Regions from separate parts of the Mus musculus genome. Here region 1 is linked to region 2. The links are chromatin loops, found by intact Hi-C in ENCODE. Cell type or tissue: gastrocnemius. All regions are shown on one strand. Each heading gives the region's core, and the rest is flanking DNA. Links, peaks and the distances in the headings are about the cores only. Region 1 has its middle 53 kb from the start of Gm1322. Region 2 overlaps Xirp2 (xin actin-binding repeat containing 2).

The links. A loop is a pair of places that touch in the nucleus more often than their neighbours do. Peaks named below come from ENCODE experiments on the same cell type or tissue, not always from the same donor. Only the 100,000 strongest peaks of a DNase experiment are listed, where the experiment ranks them.
Region 1: it touches region 2 in a loop (6-fold over the local background); 11 of 42 quality-filtered maps call a loop at or near these places.

What each region holds. Positions count from the first base shown.
Region 1 is chr2:67,224,700-67,229,106 of GRCm38, forward strand. No RefSeq gene overlaps it. Among named protein-coding and RNA genes, the nearest start is that of Gm1322, 53 kb to the left of the region's middle. In gastrocnemius, for the core only: a CTCF peak has its summit at 1,788 (motif pointing right); no DNase peak of the experiment used is centred there.
Region 2 is chr2:67,476,266-67,480,672 of GRCm38, forward strand. Xirp2 (xin actin-binding repeat containing 2) reads left to right here. Exons shown (of 9, transcript NM_001024618.2): 2 at 453-601. The coding sequence starts at 545. Among named protein-coding and RNA genes, the nearest start is that of Xirp2, 32 kb to the left of the region's middle. In gastrocnemius, for the core only: a CTCF peak has its summit at 1,702 (motif pointing left); a DNase peak (open chromatin) is centred at 1,698; H3K4me3 peaks cover 240 bases; H3K27ac peaks cover 3,639 bases.

The DNA of each region.
Region 1 (4,407 bases), core at 141-4,140, 250 kb before region 2:
ACTCATCTAGTTTCTGTGCTAGTTAGCTTTTACTGCCGACTTGACACCATGTAAAGTCTCCTAGGAAGAGGGAAAATTCTGTTGAAGAATTATCTCTTTCAAATCAGAATGTGGCCATATGTATTATGAGGGAGGGTCTTGATAGATTGATGTGGGAAGCTCAGGCCATTTGGTGAGGGCTCTGTCCTTATGCAGGTAGGACTAAGCTGCATAAGAATGCTAGTTGAACAAGCCAGAAAATGAACCAGTAGGCAGAGCTTCCCCGTGGTTTATTTTTCATTGTCCTTCCTCTCCAGGTATGGATTGCCACCTGGAAGTGTAACCTGAAATAAAAACATTCCTCCCCAAGATCTTTTGGCCAGAGTGCTTTATCATGGCTATGGGAAGTGAACTAGGAAAGTTACCCAAGGCTTTTCCATAGGCCATTTATTTTTGGAATTATTTGTTCTCTTCATAATAAAATAAATCTCAATTTTGTTTACAAGATGCTTTCCTGCTATTATTGTGCTGATTATAAATAATCTATCATTATTAAAATCTGGACAATCAATAATCTATGCATCTATTCCTTCCTAAACTGTAGAAAGAAGATAACTGCTCTGCTGTAATGCAGATACAGTGCAATCTGCTGATATTTGTCATTGAAATTATTGCCATTTAAAATACACTCAGCTGTCTAGTGAGAGCATGTGGCATTCAGGGAACAAGAGACCACTCACAGGAACCTATGCTTTTATAACAAATATGCAAATATTATATTCAGCCTTACCAAAGACACTCTTCTTCTTCTTCAGTTGTAAATCCTTGTCTTCAGGTCTACATCACCATTAGTGTCACAGCTGACAGACTAGAGTCAGGTTTTCCTTTGGTGTTCTCTGACTATTCATGTTTTGCTCAGAATCTTTCCCCGACAAGAGTTACCTTGAACATTTACTCTCTGCCAAAGATGTGCAATCTCATGGTCCTAGAGTTTACACATGGATAAGCTCCATAGGAGGGGAAATTGAAAGCCTGAATTCCAGTTCTTTTATCTAACAAGTTTAATCCATGTATCTGCAATTTGGTAAAGCAGCAGCTGCCCATGTTCTAGTAGGCAAAGTACACCATTCATAGCCAAGCTCAGAGTCCCAAGACCAGGGCTTGATTGTTCACTCACAGTTGATCCTCAAATTGGGAGGTAAAGATGAGCAGAGCTGGTCAAGTTGAGTGCTGCTTACTGGCATCCTCATGGGACTTTCTCAGCCTGCTTTCCTATAGAACCCAGGACCACTCACAATAAACAGGGCTCTTTCCCATCAAACACTAATTAAGAAAACTCATAACAAGCTTGATTATGGAGGATTTCTCTCAACTAAGATTCCATTCCTTTGAGTGATTCTTGCTTGTGTCACACTCCTTCCTGTCCTACTTGTAGGTAAGGATAGAAGCATCTGTTACTGCTCATATGTCATACCAGGCTGCCTGCTGCCATGCTGCCTTCCATGATGATCATGGACTCTCCCCCTGTATAGCCATGATTGTGATGTCTTGTCACAGCAGTAGAAAAGTAATGCAGACAGCATCCTTTTAGAGTGCGTAGGTCATTTACAATTTAAATAATAATAATAATAGTATTAGTTGCTAGTTACTGCTATAACAAATGGTCTCAAACTTAATGACTTAAAGTATGCAAATTTATAATCTTAAGGTTTACATCAAAGTTCTTCATGAGATCTGGTGACATGACTCACCATGTAGAGGAGCTTGGCTTTTGTGTAGGCCAGCAGGTCTGAGTTTTATTACTGTATACCACAAGATGGCAGGAGAGAGACAACTCCTGAAACCCTTGGACCATAACTTAGCACCTCAGCACCACTGTGGTGCATGAAAGTCCATCACATAATCAGCCAACAAACACAGACACTATTGCATACGTGAGCAAGATTTTTCTGAAGGGACCCTGATATAGCTGTCTCTTGTGAGGCTAAGTCAGTGCCTGGCAAATACGGAAGTGGATGCTCACAGTCAGCTATTAGATGGAACACAGGGCCCCCAATGGAGGAGCTAGAGAAAGTACCCAAGGAGCTTAAGGGGTCTGCAACCCTATAGGTGGAACAACAATATGAACTAACCAGTATCTCCCAGAGCTCATGTCTCTAGCTGCATATGTAGCAGAAGATGGCCTAGTCGGCCATCATTGGGAAGAGAGGCCCCTTGATCTTGCAAACGTTATATGCCTCAGTACAGGGGAAAAACCAGGGTCAAGAAGTGGGAGTGGGTGGGTAGGGGAGCGCGGGGTTGGGGGAGTATAGGTGACTTTCAGAATAGCATTTGAAATGTAAATGAAGTCAAAACCTAATTAAAAATTGGAAGAAAATAAATAAAGTCTGCACACACACACATATGCACACACACTCACATGCACACCAAATAAAATAAACAATTAAATTCTGTGTGCATTTCATTAAACTAAAATTTAAATGTCAACCAGGTATTGTGGTATGTATCTGTAATCCCATACAATTGGGAGGCTCTCTTTGGAGGCAAACATCATTCAGGAGTTTCAGACCAAAGGGGCTTCCATAATGAGACAATTTAAAACAAAATAAAATAAAACAAAACAAAACAAAACAAAACAAAAAGGAAGAGAGAGTAAGAAACAGAGGAGAAGAGAAAGATAGAGACAGAGAAATGGAGATAGAGAGAGGGTGGTGATAGAAGACTGGTTAGGAGAGAGGAAGTTTGCATTCCTTCTAGATGGGCGCTATGAAAGAGATTTCCTTATCATCTCCAGCCTGTAGCTGCCACCCTTCCATTTTGATGCATGATACCTTTACACTATCTCCACCACCCCCCCTTTGGGACAGGGTTTCTCTGTGTATGTCTGGTTGTCCTGGAACTCACTCTGTAGACCAGGCTCAGAAATTTGCCTGCCTCTGCATCCCAAGTGCTGGGATTAAAGGTGTGCACCACCACGCCCAGCCCTTTATACTATCTTTAAACATTAGTAAAAGTCATTCTAGTGCTGTGTTGTTCTAGCCCCTCCTCCTGGTACTGTTTTCCAATTTTAGAATAACTTCTGAGTACACTGGGTTGGTTCACATGGCGTAGGACAAACTTGCTATGATAATGAGGACCCTCATTCCACCTATCACAATACAACTAAGATCAGGTTTGAAAATTATGAATATTTGTCTTGCCTCTATATTTACATATTGAAGAAGCAACAGTTCTGCCTTGTAAAAAAAAGACATCATTCTTGCCTATGTGAGTTGCAAATTACACATTCTTGCTGTGTCTTGTGCATTACAAGAAACGTATATAAAATGAAGGTACTTATTAAAACTCTCAACTCTATAAAATAGAGTGAGGTTATAAAGAAGTGGAAAAATGTCTACAGAAGGCTATGTGGAGCTGTCAAACTTTTTTACAGAAAGCCAATATATATAGTACCATTAGCCAATGAATGCAATTGAGCTAGTCTTTGAATTAAATAACCAAGGGAAGTCTTAATATCAGACATTTAATTTTTAGTATGAAAGGCTTATGAAGTTTCTAGTGAGCCATTTAATTCCATGTCTAATTCTACATTTCACGGCTTTAGATTGTAAATTCTTCAAGCCCCAATGATTTCTGGATGACTGATGGTGTATTCAGGGATACCATTTTTCCAGTTACTAAGTACATTCTGAGCATTGTCATCCAAAAGGATAGCAAATGTACATTGCTTTTGGTATGTAGCATAATTTCAACTTCTCATCTAATGAGAGGCCTGAAGCAGGATAACCAGTTTAATTTCTTGCCACAACTAAGTGTCTTTAAACACATGTTCTGATATTCATACTAAAATATTTGGAAATGAATCTACTTCCATTAAGTATTCATGGGAAGGGACTGTGCTAAAATTTATCCTGTGATGCCTCTGATGGTCAGGGTTCCAAGCATAGGGGAAATATACTTTAGACTATCAGCCCCATAGTGAAACTACATGGAGAGCATCACTCTGGGATTTTCTGATCTTATTACATGGGCTATGAGTGGCCACAATTCATTGTAACAAAAACTGGGGAAGCATTATAATTGTTACAGCTGGATAGTACCGTATGATATTCATAAATACTCTGTTCTCAAATTTAATCAGACAGCAGCCACAAGCTTGCCTAAATACCTTTCAGATACATACATTTGGGATTTCCACCAAGACCAGTTAACTGGAAAGGCACAGGATAAGAATTCTGAGTTTTTGCCAGATCTCTAATTAGTTCTGTTGCTAAACTTGAAGAACACAAACCTTTTTTGGCCTGGTGGTAAGAAGACATGTTCCATTTGATCATACATAGCTGGTTGAGAAGTGTGAGCTCTGGTCATTAGCAAGACCCTTGGGACCCCTTCCCAGTTACCCTGCCATCCTCATTTCCTCTACTTAAA
Region 2 (4,407 bases), core at 77-4,076:
GTTGTTTTAACTACTATGTATTTTTCTTTTCACTCATGTAAACTTTAGGAAATAGCATCTATCCACAAGGTTGCTAGAGAAACCATTGAGATGTTTCTGTAGTGTTTAGCATGAATGCAACATATAATGATTGAAGAATGTTAATTATTAGATTACACTGTGTTAATAAGTCACCATTTCTCACCATGCTAACTTCAAAAGTAGAATAGATGAACAATAATGATTTTTGTTGTTGTTTTTGTTTTTGTTTTGAGTATATCCTTTGGTATGCACATTTAACTTTGTCCTGGAACTCTGGAGAAAAGAAACTAGCAGAGAAACTTTGTAAGTGGGATGAGACTTTACAGTTCAGGTTTGGAGACCAAGGACTCTAGAAGCCGCCGCTGTTCATAAGTTGATGCTATTTTCTTCTCACACTGACACCTATCTGAAAATGCTACGTTTGTTTTCAGTGACCTTTAACCTTACTAAGCCCGGAGACGTCAGTACTGCTGGGAGTGAGGACCAGTCGGATCTCCTGGAGGCGCTGTCCCTGAAGGAGAGGATGGCAAGGTACCAGGCAGCTGTTTCACGGGGTGACACCCGCAGCTTCTCGGCTAATGTAAGTACCTCTGGCCATGTATGCTGTCTGTCTTCTTGCTTACTTTTGAAAAACCAGAATAGTACTAGTTGAAAATCAAAACAGTTAAATAGTTTAAAAACAAAAACAAATACTAGGCTCTGGGATATTTTTTTACAGCAAACAAAATTAAAACGGAAATCTAATTGAGAACTTCTGACTTGAAGCCTCGGTTGTGCTGTTTGATGGTTGCATGAACCGGAGTTATTCTCTTGACCGCTCCCAGACCTTCAGTTTTATGCACTGAGGAATGGGAATAATTATCTACCACATAGGGGTCTTGGGGAAGAACCAAGGAGATAATTTATGTGGAAGGCAGGAGGCACTCCGTAAATGTGTTGATATTGTCATCATTACCAATTAACCTATAGCTATTCTCCTCAGGAAGGTTGAGAATTCATTTCAAATCTTAATAATGTGGGCTTATGTGCTGCCCTCCTTGGTCGTGTGTATCATTCATTTAAATTCTCTTGCATTATAATTTCTTTTGCTTTTCTCGGTATGTGCTGAATCCATTAGGAGAAGCTTAATCAACACAGAAATGAGAGAGATTATCAATGCAGGCACTTTACTAAACCAATTATGATTATGAGAAACTCTGAGATTCAGAAAGATCACCAATTTTAGCACCAACTCATAATAAGCGATGTTCAAAAGAATTTGTAGGATTCTATAATCTATGTCCTTCAACTTAATGAAATATAAGAACATTCCTTTATGATTGTAATCCCCAATTTAGTCGTGTGTGTGTGTGAGAGAGAGAGAGACAGACAGACAGACACACACAGACAGACAGACACACAGATAGACACACACACACACAAACAGAGAGAATCCCAAAGGTAAGATTTAAAAATAGCTACTCAACATTTACAAATTATTTAGAGGCAAGGCTCACTGTGCCAAATTCATTAACCGTCCTGCAATTGCAGATGACATTTAAGTTTTTACATAGTCATTAAAATACATTTTAGATAGCGCATAGATTTGGAATGAGGTAGAGAAGTGACATGAGTAACTAGACCACTTCACAAACATTATCAGCTCAATACTGCTTCCAGCTAGTCTTCTTAGTGAGCGCCCCCTGCTGGAGATTTAAAGACGTGACTACAAGGTCGTTCTAAATTACTAGGAAAACAGCCATCATCATAATGTATAAAATAAAGAGGACAACAACCAAAAGACTGATTTGCAAGCTACCAGACTTTTTCTAAGACGAAAAAATGCCTCATTCAATGCTTGCTATTGAGTAAACAATGGTGTTACTTTAGGAAGACGTAGATCATTTCCCATAAGTGGATAATGTCATAAAACAGATTAGTACCATGATATGATTTGTATTTCTAACGTGCTAAAAATTAAAAAATTAAAAAAATAAAAAGTAAATGTTTAAAGTGGGCACACATCCCACTTTTAGGACAAAAAGTTTCTAGTAATCAACAACGGTCCTATAGACGATGTTAATTCTGTTTAGTTATTATTGAGCTCTTTTGTATTTATTCTACTGGCTACCATTGCCTAGCTGTTAGGAGAATAGACATTACCCTGGTGTCCTCTGTGTGTGATTATTTTCTGCTCATTGTGGGGTTTGCACCTTCAAATTGGCAAAATATAAAATATTACAAAGAAAGAAATGCTGTGACCTTTAAAATCTAACAAGAAGAAATTTTTTGGTAGTGGTAAACCAACTGTTTGTTCTTGGAAAACAATCTATCAAGAATTTAGTGAAATGAAGCATATTTCCACCATTTTGATGTTTTGTTTTTCTTTTCAAACAATATGCTTTGAATCAGAATAATTTCTAATGTCCATATACATCCAATGGTTTTTATCATAGTTATCACAAATGAGGTGAAACAACCCAGCCTGCCTTCAAGATTTAACTCAGATCTCACTGTAAACCGGAAATAGTTCTGCCCCCCGATTCATAAGTTGTAAAGAATGAGGTGTTGGGTTTGATTAACGTCGCATGGACTGTGGTATCTGGAGGCTATTAAATGTCTTACTTAGTCTTTATTCTGTTGGTATAAAATAAATAAATAAGTAAATAAAATGGATATGAATAATTTAATAATCCTATTCAATAAACGACAGAAATTAGGACTGGTGAGAAAAATCTTCTATATGAAGATTTTTATAGACAAATTATAGACATAGAATTTAGTGAAATTATTTTCAAAGGATTGCACAATTATAAAATTAAATTTTGAGATTCATGATACCAATGCTTTCTTAACTATATTTAAAGTTCCTTTTTCATAGAAGAGACTATTATGGCCCTCAAACTATCATACTCAATTTGTCTCAAATATTATGAACAAGAAAATACTGCAATCCTGAGCTCACAAAAATCCCAGTAAATATAGAAATAAAAGTAAAATAACACTCTTGTTTTTCGGTGTTTATCAAATTCTTCACCACTTAGCTCAATAAGGCCACTTGTGACTCTCTACACAGCTGCCACAAACATTGCAAGTAGAGAATCTGGAAGTCACAAATTTAACCCAAACTGACTCCAATATGTCTCAGACTTGCTTGAACACCTTACAGTGACCAACAGTGTCCTCTCATGTTAACTGCCAGCTGGCAATGGTGACTCTACATACATGTGGTGCTCATGGAATAGGAGTAGCCTGTGAGCAGCCCAAGAAGAGAGAGGGGAGTAATATGTATAGAGTAACAAATTAAATGCCAGACCCTACAGTGTGACTTTGTTCTCTTTATCTTTTTTAACACAGTCCATAAATTTGTAAAAATAAATGTTGCTCTGTGATACGCTTTAATCAGAACTAGCACTAAAATCACCATTTGTCCAACTTCCCAAACTATGTTGTTTCTTGTTAGTCCTGCCCGCCCCCCAAAAAGCCATTCTATGTCATTGATTAGGACTTACATCTTAAATTGATGACCGTGTAATATATTTACCTAGGTTTAACTGTTGAGCATTTAGATTAACTCATTATTATCGACACATCCATTAAATTCCAGATCTTATTTCCCAGCCCAGACCTGAGAAATGGAATACAAGTAAGTATAAAAAGATTTAGCACAAACCAGTCTAGTGATGAGGTCAATAAAAGTAACACCGATTAGCGGCAGCATTCTGAGCATGGTGCTAAGCAAAGCGAGAACACTGGAATGACCCTGTGAGCAGGTGCCACTCCAGCCATGGCCACAAACTGCATGTGCTGCCATCTCATTTGGGTGGACCTTCTCTATAAGAAGGCTACCTAAGCACCATTTTTATCCTCCATGGGGGAGATCTATCTGACTTAGTTTGGCAAACAGCTACAGTGTGTCACCGTGGCACCAACAATAGCAGAGGTAGCACGGTTTATAAGATCATGAAGTCCCAGCAGCTGTCTTTACTTCTGTATGTGTGATATGTCTGCTCCCAAAGCAGATGTCAAAGGAGAGGGATGCATATAGCTCTGTTTCAACCCATGTGGTAGGTAAGAGGCAAGCTGTACAGTTGGTACTTCTTTGAATAAACGATTACTGGAAGAGTATCCAGTTTTTGACACAATAATAATGATGAGGTTTAAAAAATTAATTTGCATTTGATTTTCCATTACTTCTAACTTTTTTACATATGAAAGATCTTGACAATAAATACATTAATTCATTTAATTTAAAACTTATATTTTGCTTACATATGCTCTATCTAAGGAGGACATTTATTCCAAATAAATGGCAGGTAGGGTTCAAGGAAATATTGTGGCCATAATTGACACTTCTGTTCCTTTACTTTCTAAAATTTTAAAAATGGATCCCAAACTCCCTCGTGT